Linked DNA regions of Homo sapiens: region 2 is linked to region 1. A link is an interaction called in ENCODE POLR2A ChIA-PET data of the cell type or tissue named here. Cell type or tissue: OCI-LY7. All regions are shown on one strand.

The links. ChIA-PET counts read pairs that join two places held together with the same protein. Peaks named below come from ENCODE experiments on the same cell type or tissue, not always from the same donor. Only the 100,000 strongest peaks of a DNase experiment are listed, where the experiment ranks them.
Region 2: POLR2A ChIA-PET joins it to region 1 with 5 read pairs; 2 of 35 experiments call an interaction of 5 or more read pairs at or near these places.

The regions. Positions count from the first base shown.
Region 1 is chr7:75,531,929-75,539,928 of GRCh38, reverse strand. It overlaps HIP1 (huntingtin interacting protein 1), which reads left to right. Exons shown (of 31, transcript NM_005338.7): 30 at 498-606; 31 at 1,705-6,631. The coding sequence ends at 1,757. Among named protein-coding and RNA genes, the nearest start is that of SPDYE5, 44 kb to the right of the region's middle. RefSeq lists an enhancer at 4,469-4,718. In OCI-LY7, no CTCF peak of the experiment used is centred here; no DNase peak of the experiment used is centred here.
Region 2 is chr7:75,661,057-75,669,056 of GRCh38, reverse strand. The region is part of intron 1 of HIP1 (huntingtin interacting protein 1); the gene reads left to right. Among named protein-coding and RNA genes, the nearest start is that of HIP1, 74 kb to the left of the region's middle. In OCI-LY7, no CTCF peak of the experiment used is centred here; a DNase peak (open chromatin) is centred at 6,066; H3K4me3 peaks cover 2,218 bases; H3K27ac peaks cover 3,146 bases.

The sequences.
Region 1 (8,000 bases):
ATTGGTACTCACCATACAGTTAGGCTAAACATTAGAGTTGTTTTTAGATAGTGATTTCTCAGAGGAACAGAAGATAAGCCCACCTACCATTTAGGCATTTGTAAAGCATCATTCACTTCCAGTAGAAGATCACAGTGAGTAAAGCATAAGAGCTACTGGGATAGATAAATGAATGGGAGAATGGAAAAATTAGAGCAAAGAAGAGAATTGAAATTGAGGGCCAGATAAAGTATGGAAACGGTGAATAATATGGAAGAAGAGGAATTCACAATGCAGCAGAAAGGGAGTAATCAAAATAAGATAGATGTAGGCTGGGCATGGTGTTTCATGCCTGTAATCTCAGCACTTTGGGAGGCCAAGACAGGAGGATCTCTTGAGGCCAGGAGTTCACTACCAGCCTGGGCAGCAGAACAAGACCCCATCTCTATAAAAAAATAAATAAAAATTAAATCTCTGAGAGATGATTAAGAGAAAATCCCACTTAATTTCCCTTACAGGTTAGGGTGCTAGAGCTAGAAAATGAATTGCAGAAGGAGCGTCAAAAACTGGGAGAGCTTCGGAAAAAGCACTACGAGCTTGCTGGTGTTGCTGAGGGCTGGGAAGAAGGTAAGCTGACTCCAAGGATGGGCACTAACCCGCAGCAGGGAGGGGAAGCTGTGTGGCCAGGGCCTTCCCCTAGAATGGAACAGAACAAGGAACCCACCAGATCGGTGGCTTCTTCCTTCTCTTCTCTCCTCATGGAACCTGTTTTCTCTTCCGTTGTAAATAACCTTTAAGCCTAACTTTGGGTGAAGTTATGGTGATTTGAAAGCTTTTGTTGTCACCTTTTAAGACCTAAACATTGATCATAACTCACTCACTGCCATTCCCTCCCAGGCCCAGCTAGCCTTGCCAACTCCCTGGGAATTTAGTTTCTGGCCAGCAGAGAGTTGAAAAATGAATAAATAGTGGTCAGTCGAGATCTGGCAGACAGGGACAAGTGAATTACAAGGTTCTGTCTATCTAGAGCCAGTGAAGGGCAACAATTGCCAAAAGACAGAAGGGATCAGGTGCTAGGCCGGGCGTGGTGGCTCACGCCTATAATCCCAGCACTTTGGGAGGCCGAGGCGGGCGGATCACGAGGTCAGGAGATCGAGACCATCCTGGCTAACACGGTGAAACCCCGTCTCTACTAAAAATACAAAAAATTAGCCTGGCGTGGTGGTGGGCGCCTGTAGTCCCAGCTACTCAGGAGGCTGAGGCAGGAGAATGGCGTGAACCCGGGAGGCGGAGCTTGCAGTGAGCCGAGATCGCGCCACTGCACTCCAGCCTGGGCAACAGAGCGAGACTCCATCTCAAAAAAAAAAAAAAAAAAAAAAGAAGGGATCAGGTGCTGAGAAATGGAGTGGCATGGAGTCACATTCAGGCTGCCAGCCCAGAGACTTGCCATCCATCACCTCGAGTCTATATGTTGTTGTCTGCATGTCGAAAGCAGTCAACTTGATCACAGCCAAGACTGTTCACTCTTAGTGGACTTGACTGACTCTGGGCACCAACCATAGACAGATCCTAGTCATTCCTAGACACGAAACTTGGGGACTATGTGATTACACCATGGTTATAATTATAATGTATTTTTGAGCCCCCATGGTGGCAGGTTTTGTTGGTTAAGTGAATGAATGCATTCATGAGTGCTTTGCAACATAAATTATCATTGTCTTTTAGGAACAGAGGCATCTCCACCTACACTGCAAGAAGTGGTAACCGAAAAAGAATAGAGCCAAACCAACACCCCATATGTCAGTGTAAATCCTTGTTACCTATCTCGTGTGTGTTATTTCCCCAGCCACAGGCCAAATCCTTGGAGTCCCAGGGGCAGCCACACCACTGCCATTACCCAGTGCCGAGGACATGCATGACACTTCCAAAGACTCCCTCCATAGCGACACCCTTTCTGTTTGGACCCATGGTCATCTCTGTTCTTTTCCCGCCTCCCTAGTTAGCATCCAGGCTGGCCAGTGCTGCCCATGAGCAAGCCTAGGTACGAAGAGGGGTGGTGGGGGGCAGGGCCACTCAACAGAGAGGACCAACATCCAGTCCTGCTGACTATTTGACCCCCACAACAATGGGTATCCTTAATAGAGGAGCTGCTTGTTGTTTGTTGACAGCTTGGAAAGGGAAGATCTTATGCCTTTTCTTTTCTGTTTTCTTCTCAGTCTTTTCAGTTTCATCATTTGCACAAACTTGTGAGCATCAGAGGGCTGATGGATTCCAAACCAGGACACTACCCTGAGATCTGCACAGTCAGAAGGACGGCAGGAGTGTCCTGGCTGTGAATGCCAAAGCCATTCTCCCCCTCTTTGGGCAGTGCCATGGATTTCCACTGCTTCTTATGGTGGTTGGTTGGGTTTTTTGGTTTTGTTTTTTTTTTTAAGTTTCACTCACATAGCCAACTCTCCCAAAGGGCACACCCCTGGGGCTGAGTCTCCAGGGCCCCCCAACTGTGGTAGCTCCAGCGATGGTGCTGCCCAGGCCTCTCGGTGCTCCATCTCCGCCTCCACACTGACCAAGTGCTGGCCCACCCAGTCCATGCTCCAGGGTCAGGCGGAGCTGCTGAGTGACAGCTTTCCTCAAAAAGCAGAAGGAGAGTGAGTGCCTTTCCCTCCTAAAGCTGAATCCCGGCGGAAAGCCTCTGTCCGCCTTTACAAGGGAGAAGACAACAGAAAGAGGGACAAGAGGGTTCACACAGCCCAGTTCCCGTGACGAGGCTCAAAAACTTGATCACATGCTTGAATGGAGCTGGTGAGATCAACAACACTACTTCCCTGCCGGAATGAACTGTCCGTGAATGGTCTCTGTCAAGCGGGCCGTCTCCCTTGGCCCAGAGACGGAGTGTGGGAGTGATTCCCAACTCCTTTCTGCAGACGTCTGCCTTGGCATCCTCTTGAATAGGAAGATCGTTCCACCTTCTACGCAATTGACAAACCCGGAAGATCAGATGCAATTGCTCCCATCAGGGAAGAACCCTATACTTGGTTTGCTACCCTTAGTATTTATTACTAACCTCCCTTAAGCAGCAACAGCCTACAAAGAGATGCTTGGAGCAATCAGAACTTCAGGTGTGACTCTAGCAAGGCTCATCTTTCTGCCCGGCTACATCAGCCTTCAAGAATCAGAAGAAAGGCCAAGGTGCTGGACTGTTACTGACTTGGATCCCAAAGCAAGGAGATCATTTGGAGCTCTTGGGTCAGAGAAAATGAGAAAGGACAGAGCCAGCGGCTCCAACTCCTTTCAGCCACATGCCCCAGGCTCTCGCTGCCCTGTGGACAGGATGAGGACAGAGGGCACATGAACAGCTTGCCAGGGATGGGCAGCCCAACAGCACTTTTCCTCTTCTAGATGGACCCCAGCATTTAAGTGACCTTCTGATCTTGGAAAAACAGCGTCTTCCTTCTTTATCTATAGCAACTCATTGGTGGTAGCCATCAAGCACTTCCCAGGATCTGCTCCAACAGAATATTGCTAGGTTTTGCTACATGACGGGTTGTGAGACTTCTGTTTGATCACTGTGAACCAACCCCCATCTCCCTAGCCCACCCCCCTCCCCAACTCCCTCTCTGTGCATTTTCTAAGTGGGACATTCAAAAAACTCTCTCCCAGGACCTCGGATGACCATACTCAGACGTGTGACCTCCATACTGGGCTAAGGAAGTATCAGCACTAGAAATTGGGCAGTCTTAATGTTGAATGCTGCTTTCTGCTTAGTATTTTTTTGATTCAAGGCTCAGAAGGAATGGTGCGTGGCTTCCCTGTCCCAGTTGTGGCAACTAAACCAATCGGTGTGTTCTTGATGCGGGTCAACATTTCCAAAAGTGGCTAGTCCTCACTTCTAGATCTCAGCCATTCTAACTCATATGTTCCCAATTACCAAGGGGTGGCCGGGCACAGTGGCTCACGCCTGTAATCCCAGCACTTTGAGAGGCTGAGGTGGTAGGATCACCTGAGGTCAGGAGTTCAAGACCAGCCTGTCCAACATGGTGAAACCCCCATCTCTACTAAAAATACCAAAAATTAGCCGAGCGTAGTGACGGGTGCCCGTAATCCCAGCTACTCAGGAGGCTGAGACAGGAGAATCACCTGAACCCCAGAGGCAGAGGTTGCAGTGAGCTGAGATCACGCCATTGTACTCCAGCCTGGGCAACAAGAGCAAAACTCCGTCTCAAAAAAAAAAAAAAATTACAAATGGGGCAAACAGTCTAGTGTAATGGATCAAATTAAGATTCTCTGCCCAGCCGGGCACAGTGGCGCATGCCTGTAATCCCAGAACTTTGGGAGGCCAAGACGGGATGATTGCTTGAGCTCAGGAGTTTGAGACCAGGCTGGGCATCATAGCAAGACCTCATCTCTACTAAAATTCAAAAACAAAATTAGCCGGGCATGATGGTGCATGCCTGTAGTCTCAGCTAGTTGGGGAGCTAAGGTGGGAGAATTGCTTGAGCTTGGGAAGTCGAGGCTGCAGTCAGCCCTGATTGTGCCAGTGCACTCCGGCCTGGGTGACAGAGTGAGACCCTGTCTCAAAAAAAAAAAGATTCTGTGTCAGAGCCCAGCCCAGGAGTTTGAGGCTGCAATGAGCCATGATTTCCCACTGCACTCCAGCCTGAGTGACAGAGCGAGACTCCATCTCTTTAAAAACAAACAAAAAATTATCTGAATGATCCTGTCTCTAAAAAGAAGCCACAGAAATGTTTAAAAACTTCATCGACTTAGCCTGAGTCATAACGGTTAAGAAAGCACTTAAACAGAAGCAGAGGCTAATTCAGTGTCACATGAGGAAGTAGCTGTCAGATGTCACATAATTACTTTCGTAATAGCTCAGATTAGAATGGCTACCCCATTCTCTAGACAAAATCAAATTGTCCTATTGTGACTCTTCTAAAAATGAAGATGAAGAGCTATTTAATGACACACCTTGGATTAAAACGGGAATCACATCTTAAAGCTAAAAATGAACCTGCAAGCCTTCTAAATGAGTCACTGAGCATCACTAGTGACAAGTCTCGGGTGAGCGTAAATGGGTCATGACAAGATGGGACAGCAACAAAATCATGGCTTAGGATCGACAAGAAGTTAAAAAACAGCTGCATCTGTTACTTAAGTTTGTAAGACAGTGCCCTGAGACCTCTAGAGAAAAGATGTTTGTTTACATAAGAGAAAGAGGCCAGACATGGTGTCTCACACGTTTAATCCCAGCACTTTGGGAGGCAGGGGCGGGTGGATCACCTGAGGTCAGGAGTTCAAGACTAGCCTGGCCAACATGGTGAAACCCCGTCTCTACTAAAAATACAAAAATTAGCCGGGCATGGTGGCAGGCGCCTATAATCCCAGCTACTGGGGAGGCTGAGGCAGGAGAATCACTTGAACCCGGGGGACAGAGGTTGTAGTGAGCCAAGATCGCACCACTGCACTCCAGCCTGGGTCACAGAGTGAGACTCCATCTCAAAAAAAAAAAAGAGAGAGAGAGAGAAAGAAATAGAAGAGAAGAGCCATCTTGGCAGGGTTATTTTATATCTGAGCAAGGAGTTTAAATGAGACTAGTTTAGATTGTCTGCTGATGCAGCCGTCCATAGCAGTACCCCTAAAATCCCACCAGAATACGGGTCCCTCTAACCCAGTGGCTGGAAGAACCACTGTCTAGAGCAACTTTTCTTGGAACTGTCCCAGCTACCAAGTCAGACACCAAGGTTTATGCCACCAGGTAACACGGGAATCACAGGTACATGTCGCTCCGGTCAGATTAGTTGGCTTTGGCCCCTCGACCCTGTGCAGGAGCTAGTTCTCAGCTTGCAGCTGGAAGTTCCCTCTTAGCTCCTTAGTCTAGAGGGGTCTCCTGGCTCCATTTGACCCTGGTCTTTAATAACCGGTCAGCATCTTGCTACCTTCTACCACCTTTCCAAATCTCTGGAAATCCTGCCAGGGAAAGCCTCCAGTTCCAACATTGGCTTTCCAAGCAAACTGGCTTTGCCCTCTCTCTGCCATCCTTGTCCTCCAGAGACTGCACCACCTGTAGCATAGAAAACCACCACCACGGACCTGCCAGCCATCGGCGCAGCAAACCAGCCAGCTGTTTGCTGCCAAATTCCTTCCTCTCCCAGGTCCAGACCAAATACAAGATCAGCACCACACCGTGGTGTTGTCAGGAGCCAAAGCAACAGGAAACAATTCAATGCTGTTGGGTTCGATTCTGAGAGTAGATTTTTCCAGACATGTCTTTCAGGTGACCCTCAACTACCTCAGGTTTGAAGGCCCTAAATGAAACTGATTACCACTCATAGGGACAAACCGAGGGGGTTCGGTTACATCTTGGTGATAATGCAGTTGTCTCAAACTTATAACAGACTCTTTCACATTTCAGTTTGCAGGGATAGGGTTGGGTTTGTTTTTCTTCTGTTTTTAACCTTTCCCCTGGGTTTCCATTAGGGTAGTTCCTTGAAATGAATTTCATTTTTCACTGAGTGCCTACCTTCCCAGGGCAGGTGGCCACTGGCTTCTGTTTCCCTCCAACAATACTTTTATTATGGTATTAAGACCTTTCTTTGTATAATACATTGCATCTGTGTTTTCAATTTTTCAAATAAATATTTCCGCCTGGCAATGGAGCGTGGTGGTGATTGACCAGCCAGCGTGGCTCTGAGGTATAGGCTCCAGTGAGAAGCCTGCATTTGTATCCTGGGGTTCATGGAATCCACTTAGCCCCACACCTCTGGGAATATATCTTAGAAATATTAGTTTTGAGCCGGGTGTGGTGGCTCACACCAGTAATCCCAGCTCTTAGGGAGGCAGAGGCAGGAGGATAGCTTGAGCCCAGGAGTTAAGAGACCTGCCTGGAAAATATAGTGAGAAGCTGTTCTCCACAAAAAGGAAAAAAAAAAAAGAAATATTAGTTTGATATTGGGCATGGTGGCTCATGCCTGTAATCCCAGCAATTTGGGAGGCTGCAGTGGGAGGATCACTTGAGTGCAGGAGTTTGAGAGCAACCTGGGCAACACAGCAAGACCCCGTCTACAACAAAATTAACTGGGAATGGTAGCATATGCCTGTAGTCCCAGCTACTTGGGAGGCTGAGTCAGGAGGCTCAGTTCAGCCCAGGAGGTTGAGGCTGCAGTGATCACGCCATTGCACTCCACCCTGGGCAACAGAGCAAGACCCTGTCTCTTGAAAAAAAAAAAAAGACATTTGTTTGCACTTCTTAAACATGTTCCATCCTCCCTGTACGCTCTCCTGTCCATGGGAATGATCAAATAGAAAGTCCCGAAGTGGGCCAAGGACTGTGGCTCACACCTGTAATCCCAGCAGTTTGGGAGACCGATGCGGGCAGATCACCTGAGGTCGGGAGTTCAAGACCAGCCTAACCAACATGGAGAAACCCCCATCTCTACTAAAAATACAAAATTAGCCAAGTGTGGTGACATATGTCTGTAGTCCCAGCTACTCGGGAGGCTGAGGCAGGAGAATCACTTGAACCCAGGAGGCGGAGGTTGTGGTAAGCCGAGATCACGCCACTGCATTCCAGTCTGGGCAACAAGAGCAAAACTCGGTCTCAAAAAAAAAAAAAAAAAAAAGTCCCGAAGTGGTTAACACTGCCATTTAGGCTGGGCATGGTGATTCATGCCTGTAATCCCAGCACTTTGGGAGGCCAAGGCATTTGAGACCAGCCCGGGCAACATGGCAAAACCCTGTCTCTATAAAAAATACAAAAAAAAAAAAAAATAGCTGGGCATGGTGGTGTGCACCTGTACCCCCAGCTTCTAGGGAGGGCGAGATGGGAGAATCATGTGAGCCCCTGGAGAGGTCGAGGCTGCGGTAAGCCATGACTGCGCTACTGCACTCCAACCTGGATGACAGAGACCCTGTCTAAAAAAACATAATATTTAAAAAAAAAAAAAAACTTATCATATAGATCAGGTGTCATAAAATCTGGGGGTTCAGGCTGTGGCTCCTCCCTCTGCACCCTTGCGATGCAA
Region 2 (8,000 bases), 130 kb before region 1:
AAGTAGAAACGAGGTTTCGCCGTGTTGGCCAGGCTGGTCTCCAACTCCTGACTTCAAGTGATCTGCCCGCCTCGGCCTCCCAAAGTGCTGGGATTACAGGCGTGAGCCACCGCGCCCAGCCAGGTTTTCTTTTTGGGGTGATGAAAATGTCCTGGAATTGGTGATGATGATTATATAACCTTGAAAATACATTAAAAATCACTGAACTATACCCTTTTTAAAAATGGTGAATTCTATGGTGTCTGAGTTATATCTCAGTTTTAAAAAAATGTATTATTCTGATTGCATATAGAGATAGGCTACAGGTGTCCAAGAGTGAAAACTGGGAGGATGTTGCAGATGCTGCAGTTGGTCCAGCGGTGAGCTGATGGTGCTATCATTGGCCAGGAGGTTGGCCCAAGGGCATGATGGCTTGAAAAGTTGGGAAGTCCCGGCCAGGGGTGGTGGCTCATGCCTGTAATCCCAGCACTTTGGGAGGCCAAGGTGGGTGGATCACCTGAGATCAGGAGTTCGAGACCAGCCTGGCCAACATGGTGAAACCCTGTCTCTACTAACAATACAAAAATTAGCCCGGTGTGCTGGCGGCCACCTGTAAACCCAGCTACTCGGGAGGCTGAAGCAGGAGAATCACTTGAACCTGGGAGGCAGAGGTTGCAGTGAGCTGAGATGGCACCATTGCACTCCAGCCTGGGCGACAAGAGTGAAACTCTGTCTCAAAAACAAAACAATACAAAACAAAAGTTGGGAAGTCCTGAGTGCAGGAATCCTATAGAGAGGCTGTTCTCAACAGGAGGAGGGACACTCCCCGACCCTCGCCACTGAGGCAAGAGGGAATATGAGTTCAGGGGAAGGCATTTTGGAAAACTGATCTGACTTTTGGTTTGGTGCCAAAAAGGGTTTATGAGCCATTATGGGCACAGGCTTGAAAGCTTCAAATAGCTGCGAGTTAGCAAAGGTCATGGCCTTGGCTTCTAGGAAAATCGTGGAGCCCTGGAACAGGAAATCCAGGGATGGTGTCACCTTGAAGTGTACCTGACAATAATTTTTGAGTTGAAATACAGGGGCTTGAGATATTCATCATAATTACATGGCTCAGTAATACAAACCATCTCCTGATTTGGAATTTGCAGATGTCTGTTTTATAAAATCAAAGTCACTGATTAATCTAGAATTGGCATTGCGTCTTACAATCACAGTAGCATTTTGAATTGGGCATATGCCAATGCATTAATAAATAAGTAAAAGGTAGAATTAATAGCATCAAACTGCCGGGTGCAGTGGCTCATGCCTGTAATCCCAGCACTTTGTGAGGCCGAGGTGGGAGGATTCCTTGAGGCCAGGAGTTTGAGACCAATCTGGGCAACATAGTGAGACCTTGTCTCTACACACTCACAAAATTTTTAATTAGCCAGGCGTGATGGCACACGCGTGTAGCCTCAGCTACTTGGGAGGCTGAGATGGGAGGATCACCTGAGCCCAGGAGCTCAAGACTGCAGTGAGCTATGATTGAACCAGTGCCCTCCAGCCTGGGTGACAGAGGGAGACCCTGCCTCCATTTTCAATAAATGAATAAATAATATTAAACTAACACAGTTTGGTTTATAGAATTTTTTCATTTGAAATATCTGTCTTGGTCTCTACAACAACAGCCTTGTGAAACAAGTTTTGCTATTTTCATGCCTATATTTATATAAGGAAATGGAGGCTTAGTGAGTTAACACTTTTCTAAGAAGCCTGAATCCAGGTCTTCTAAATCTCATGTTCTTTCCATTATCACTCCATGAATCAAGTAAAGTACTTTTTATTTATTCAAATTCTCAGGGTATGTTGCCAGGGTACCTTTTCCCAGAAAGTCTATTTTTATAGAATGTCTTTGATTCTTGCCCATCCCAGTGGCTATTTTAAATAACATTTTTTTCCTGTTAATTATGTTAATGTTAATTTTAGAAAGTCTAGAAAAACAGTTTTAAAAATCACCACTCATAACCACTCTTAACATTTGAGCATATTTCTTTCCAGTGTCTGCCTATACATACACCACCTATAAATATATATACACATATATACATATATATATTTATAACCCTTTTCGTAAAACTGTGCTCATACTATATAAATGGTTTCGTGTCCTGCTTTTTTGCTTAGTATGATTTTGTGAAATGGAGCGTCGCATAACGGTGAAGGTTAATTAGGCCCTGGAGCCAGAACAAAACGCTCTGGTAGGTGTGTGTGCCCTTGTAAATTATTTAACCTTTTAGCACCTTAGTTTCTTTCCTCTGGTCCCAGGTGATCTGCGTTCTTGGGGTCGGGAACTGTTCCGTGTCTGAAACACATCCGTACTTTCTCCCATTGGACAAGCAGCGTCCTTGCCTTCCATCCTTCTCGCATCTCCCTTGCCCTGTGACTTCAGTAACACCCGCTCTATCTAACCTTGGGTCCACCATGCCCAGTTTCCTGAATGCTGCTGTAGAAGACCACGCAGTGGAGAATATCGGTGTCGCTATTGACCCACAGCCTTCTTGTCCTTTGTCTTTCTTTGTAATTTTCTTTTATTGATTGTATCTATTTTTTAAATATATAATGCATGGGCCTGGCACGGTGGCTCACGCCTGTAATCCCAGCACTTTGGGAGGCCGAGGTGGGTGGATCATCTGAGGTCAGTAGTTTGAGACCAGCCTGGCCAACATGGCGAAACCCTGTCTCTACTGAATGTACAAAAATTAGCCGGGCATGGTGATGATGCACCTGTAATCCCAGCTACTTGGGAGGCTGAGGCAGGAGAATCGCTTGAACCCAGGAGGAAGAGGTTGCAATGAGCCGAGATCACGCCACTGCACTCCGGCCTGGGCAACAGAGGGAGACTCCATCTCAAAAAAAAATAAAATTAATTAATTAATTAATTAATAAAGCATGATTAAAAAAAAATCTACCATACAAGAGGGTGACCAGTTCATCCCACATCCCCCAGCCTCTGGTCCTTCTCTGCAGAGGCAGCCACCTCTGTGCAACTGCAAGCATATCGTCTGTGTGGGTCTGCAGTGGTATTTCGCTGAGTAACATAGATCTTGGATATTGTTTCAGTCCATACATACAGGCCTGCCCAGTTGTTTTGTTTTGTTGGTTTTTTTCACATTGCCATATAAAAGGAAGGCTTCCTAAAGCATACCACAAACCTACAAGCTATAATGGAAAAGTTGATAAATTTGACTATGGAAAGGCCAGGAGCAGTGGCTCATGCCTGTAATCCCAGCACTTTGGGAGGCCGAAGCAGGCGGATCACTTGAGTCCAGGAGTTCGAGACCAGCCTGGCCAACATAGCAAAACCCCGTCTCTACTGAAAATACAAAAATTAGCCAGGCATGGTGATGGCATGCCTGCAATCCCAGCTACTGGGGAGGCTGAGGCAGGAGAATCACTTGAATCCAGGAGGTGGAGGTTGCAGTAAGCTGAGATCACACCACTGCACTCCAGCCTGAGCGACAGAGCGAGACTGTCTCAAAAAAAAAAAAATGACTACGGAAAAATGAGAAGCTTTAGTATGAGAAAAGATACCATTAGCAAAGCCACAAGACAGGATGGCCTCCACATCCCACTGGACCTTCAACACTGCTCAGTGGCCCTTTTGTGCCCCACGTGGTTCTCTCCACAGATACTACCTCAAACCTTCCTGCCCCTCCAAGCTACAACTCCATCCCTCCTAATTTCACACAGAAAATCAAATTTATCAGATGGAAATGCCCTCTGCTTCCTGCAGCCAGACCTTTATTTTGTTTTAATTGTTCTTATTTTTTTATAGAGATAGGGTCTTGCTCTGTCACCCAGGCTGGAGTGCAGTGGCTTGATCATAGCTCACTGTAGCCTCCAACTCCTGGCCTCAAACAATCCTCCTCCCTCAACCCCCTGACTAGCTGGGACTATATGTGTGCACCTCCATGCCTTTCTAATTTTTAAATTTTTTTTGTAGAAACAGGGTCTCACTATATTCACTATATTTCCCAGGCTGGTTTCGAACACCTTGGCCTCCCAAAGAGCTAGGATTACAGGTGCGAACCACCAAACCCAGCCAACCAGACATCTCAGTGTATTTGAGCCCAAATTAGTCTCTTCTTTCCCTCTGTTGAAATGGAAAGTATCTGGACTGGGCATGATGGCTCACGCCCGTAATCCCAGCACTTTGGGAGGCCAAGGCAGGCAGATCACTTGAGGCCAGGAGTTCAAGACCAGCCTGGCCAATATGGTGAAATCCCAACCCTACTAAAAATACAAAAATTAGTCGGACGTGGTGGTGCATGCTTGTAATCCCAGCTACTCAGGAAGCTGAGGCATGAGAATTGCTTGAACCTGGGAGGCAGAGGTTGCAGTGAGCCGAGATTGTACTACTGCACTCCAGCCTGGGCAATGGAGCAATGGAGCAAGACTTTGTCTGTCCGTCTGCCTGTCTCTCTCTCTCTCTCTCTCTCCCTATACATATATATATGTATGTATACGTATACATACACATACATATATATGTATGTGTATATATGTATGTATACGTATACATACACATACATATATATGTATGTGTATATATGTGTGTATACGTATACACACACACATATGTATGTGTATATATGTATGTATATGTATACACACACATATGTATGTGTATATATGTATGTATACGTATACATACACATATGTATGTGTATATATGTATGTATACGTATACATACACACATATATATGCATGTGTATGTATACATATACATACATATATACATACATATATGTGTGTATATATGTATGTATACATATATGTGTGTATATAGTATGTGTATGTATACACACACAATATATGTATATATACATATGTATATGTGTGTATATATGTATGTACATATATGTATGTAAATATACACACATACATGTATGTATGTACACACATGTGTGTGCATATATGCATACATGTATGTATGCACATATGTGTGTATATGTGTGTGTATATACACATATATGTGTATATACACATATATGTGTATATATATACACATATATGTGTATATATATACACATATATGTGTATATATATACACATATATGTGTATATATATATACACATATATGTGTATATATATATATACACACATACATAAAATAATGGAAGGTAGCTGTTCCCCTGCTAGAGGCTGACACCTCCCTGTGTTCTGATCCCCTGTAATCTTGCCTTAGCAGGACCGTTGCTCTACTGATTAGCTGAGTCAGAAAACTAGAAGTCAAATTATCACTCACTACTCCACTCCCCTCCCACTCCCTTCCATTCCCGTCTCCTGCTGGGTTTTACCTCCTAAATACTCCCTGGCGGCTCTGTTCTCTCATCTCTTTCCTATTTTCACTGCTCATGGTCAGGACTCATCTAGTACACCCAGAACTGGCAGTACCCTCTTCACTGATCCCAGTCTCCACCCTGGCCATCCTCAGAGCTGTCCCTGCACAGAGGTCAGTGATGCATCAAAAACTCAGATCTGCTCCTGTCCCCTGGCAAACACCCTGAATTGACCATCTGCCTCCTACATCAGTCCGCCTCGCCTGCTGTAGGGGTAGGAGCAGTGCCGCCAGGATGACACACTCTGTCACCCAGGCTGGAGTGCAGTGGTGCAATCATAGCTCACTGCAGCCTTGACTGCCTAGGTTCCAGCGATCCTCCCACCTCAGCCTCCTGAGTAGCTGGGACTATAGGTGTACGCCACCCCTCCTGGTCTGGACATTATATTTGTTTAAATGATCTGTCTTTGAGTTTTCCTTCCCACTTACACTACAGACATCTGGAGAGCAAAGACGCTGTCCGGGATCTTCCTACTGGCCTGGCACACACCTGGTGCACAGCTGATTCAAAACAGAACTTGCCAAACCACCCACTGAATGTTTTCTTGGTCGTTGTACCAGAACAGATGATCATAAAGACAGTTTATGAAACGTAATTAGGATAAGTGTAAATTCTTGTAGTTACATCTGAAACTCACAGGCATGCAAATATCAGATGGGCAACTGTGGCTTGCAGCAGTTCATGTAGAAAAAAGGTGGGGATTTTCATTGAGGAAGCCTCAGCATGGGTCGCCGGTGTGGTGACGCTGCAGGAAGCAGCTCGGATCTTAGCCACCTGTGCTGGTGTCCTCTGAGAACTTGCTCTGTCCCTGTCCCCATTCTCTTTCATATCTTCAATAATTATTCCTCCTCTCAGCTTAAAAACAGGCCCTCGTGTCCTCTAACCTTTAAAAACCTCTTTCCAGGCCAGGCACCGTGGCTCACTCCAGGAGGCTGAGGAGGATGGATCATTTGAGGTCAGGAGTTCGAGACAAGACTGACCAACATGGTGAAATCCCGTCTCTACTAAAAATACAGAAATTAGCCAGGCATGGTAGTGTGTGCCTGTAATCCCAGCTTCTAGGGAAGTTGAGGCAGGAGAGTCACTTGAACCTGGGAGAGGGAGGTTGCAGTGAGCTGAGATCACGCAACTGCACTCCAGCCTGGGCGACAGAGCGAGACGCTGTCTCAAAAATAAATTAGTTAATAAAATAAAATAAATAAAAGCCTCTTTCCAGCCAGGCATGGTGGCTCACACTTGTAGTCTGAGCACTGGGGGAGTCCCAGGTAGGAGGATTGCTTGAGACCAGGAGTTTGAGACCAGCTAGGACAACATAGCAAGACCTCATCTTTACCAAATAAAATAGCTGGGCGTGGTGGTGCAGGTCTGTACTCCCAGCTACTCGGGAGGCTGGGGTGGGAGGGTTACTGGAGCCCAGGAGTTCCAGGCTGCCATGTGCTGTGATCGCACCACTGTGGTCCATCCTGGGTGACAGAACAAGAACCTGTCTCAAACAAACAAACAAACAAACAAAAATAGTGGAGACCCTCCAGTGTGAGCCTCCTCATCATCTCTGATTTCATCCCCCATGACATCGCCAGCTACGCCCCCTCCTTCCCCTCCTCCCTCCCCTCCACCTTCACCCCTTGTGGCTCACTCACGCACCCACTCTCCAGTCCACCCCTCCTCAGAGACCCTGTCCACTCATCCATCTCTCTCCCATTGCGCTTCCTCTTCACTCCGTTCCTTCTGCCTCCCACCATATGCAAATCTTCTCCATCCTTAAAAGCCTGATTGCCTCCTCTGGATTTTTCCACACTCTTGGGGAACTTCCTGTGACTCCCTGCCCTTCACCACCAGCCTTTCCCAAAGAGAAATCCCTCTCACCACCTCCCACTGCCCATCCTCCCCCAGTGGCTCCAAGGCACACATTTGGACTTAGGCCTGCGTTACTCTGCTGTAGCTGCCCCCAAGATGACATCAGGACCTAACAGCACTTGTAGCACCTTTTGCTCCCCATTCCCTGCTTCGCATCCTTGGGGATCTCGGCAGGACTGGACCCACTCCCCCTTCTTTCAGGGCCCCTCACTGCCCTTATCTTCTACTTGTTGTCCCTCCCTTTTTTTTTTTTTTTTTTTTTGAGATGGAGTCTCGCTCTGTTGCCCAGGCTGGAGTGCAGCGGCATGATCTCGGCTCACTGCAACCTCCGCCTCCTGGGTTCAAGTGATTCTCCTGCCTCAGCCTCCTCAGTAGCTGGGATTACAGGTGTGCGCCACCACGCCCGGCTAATTTTTGTATTTTTAGTAGAGACGGGGTTTCACCATGTTGGCCAGGCTGGTCTCAAGCTCCTGACCTCAGGTGATCCGACTGCCTTGGCTTCCCGAAGTACTGGGATTACAGACCTGAGCCATTGTACCTGGCCTTTTTTTTTTTTTTTAACAGGGTCTCATTTTGTCACCTAGGCTGGAGTGCAGTGATGCAAAGATGGCTCACTGCAGCCTTGACCTCCCAGGCTCAAGTGATCCTCCCTTCTCAACCTCCTGAGTAGCTGGGACTATAGGAGGGCATCCCCACACCACCTAATTTTTGCATTTTTGGTAGAGACGGGATTTTGCCATGTTGCCCGGGCTAGTCTTGAACTCCTGGGCTCAAGTGA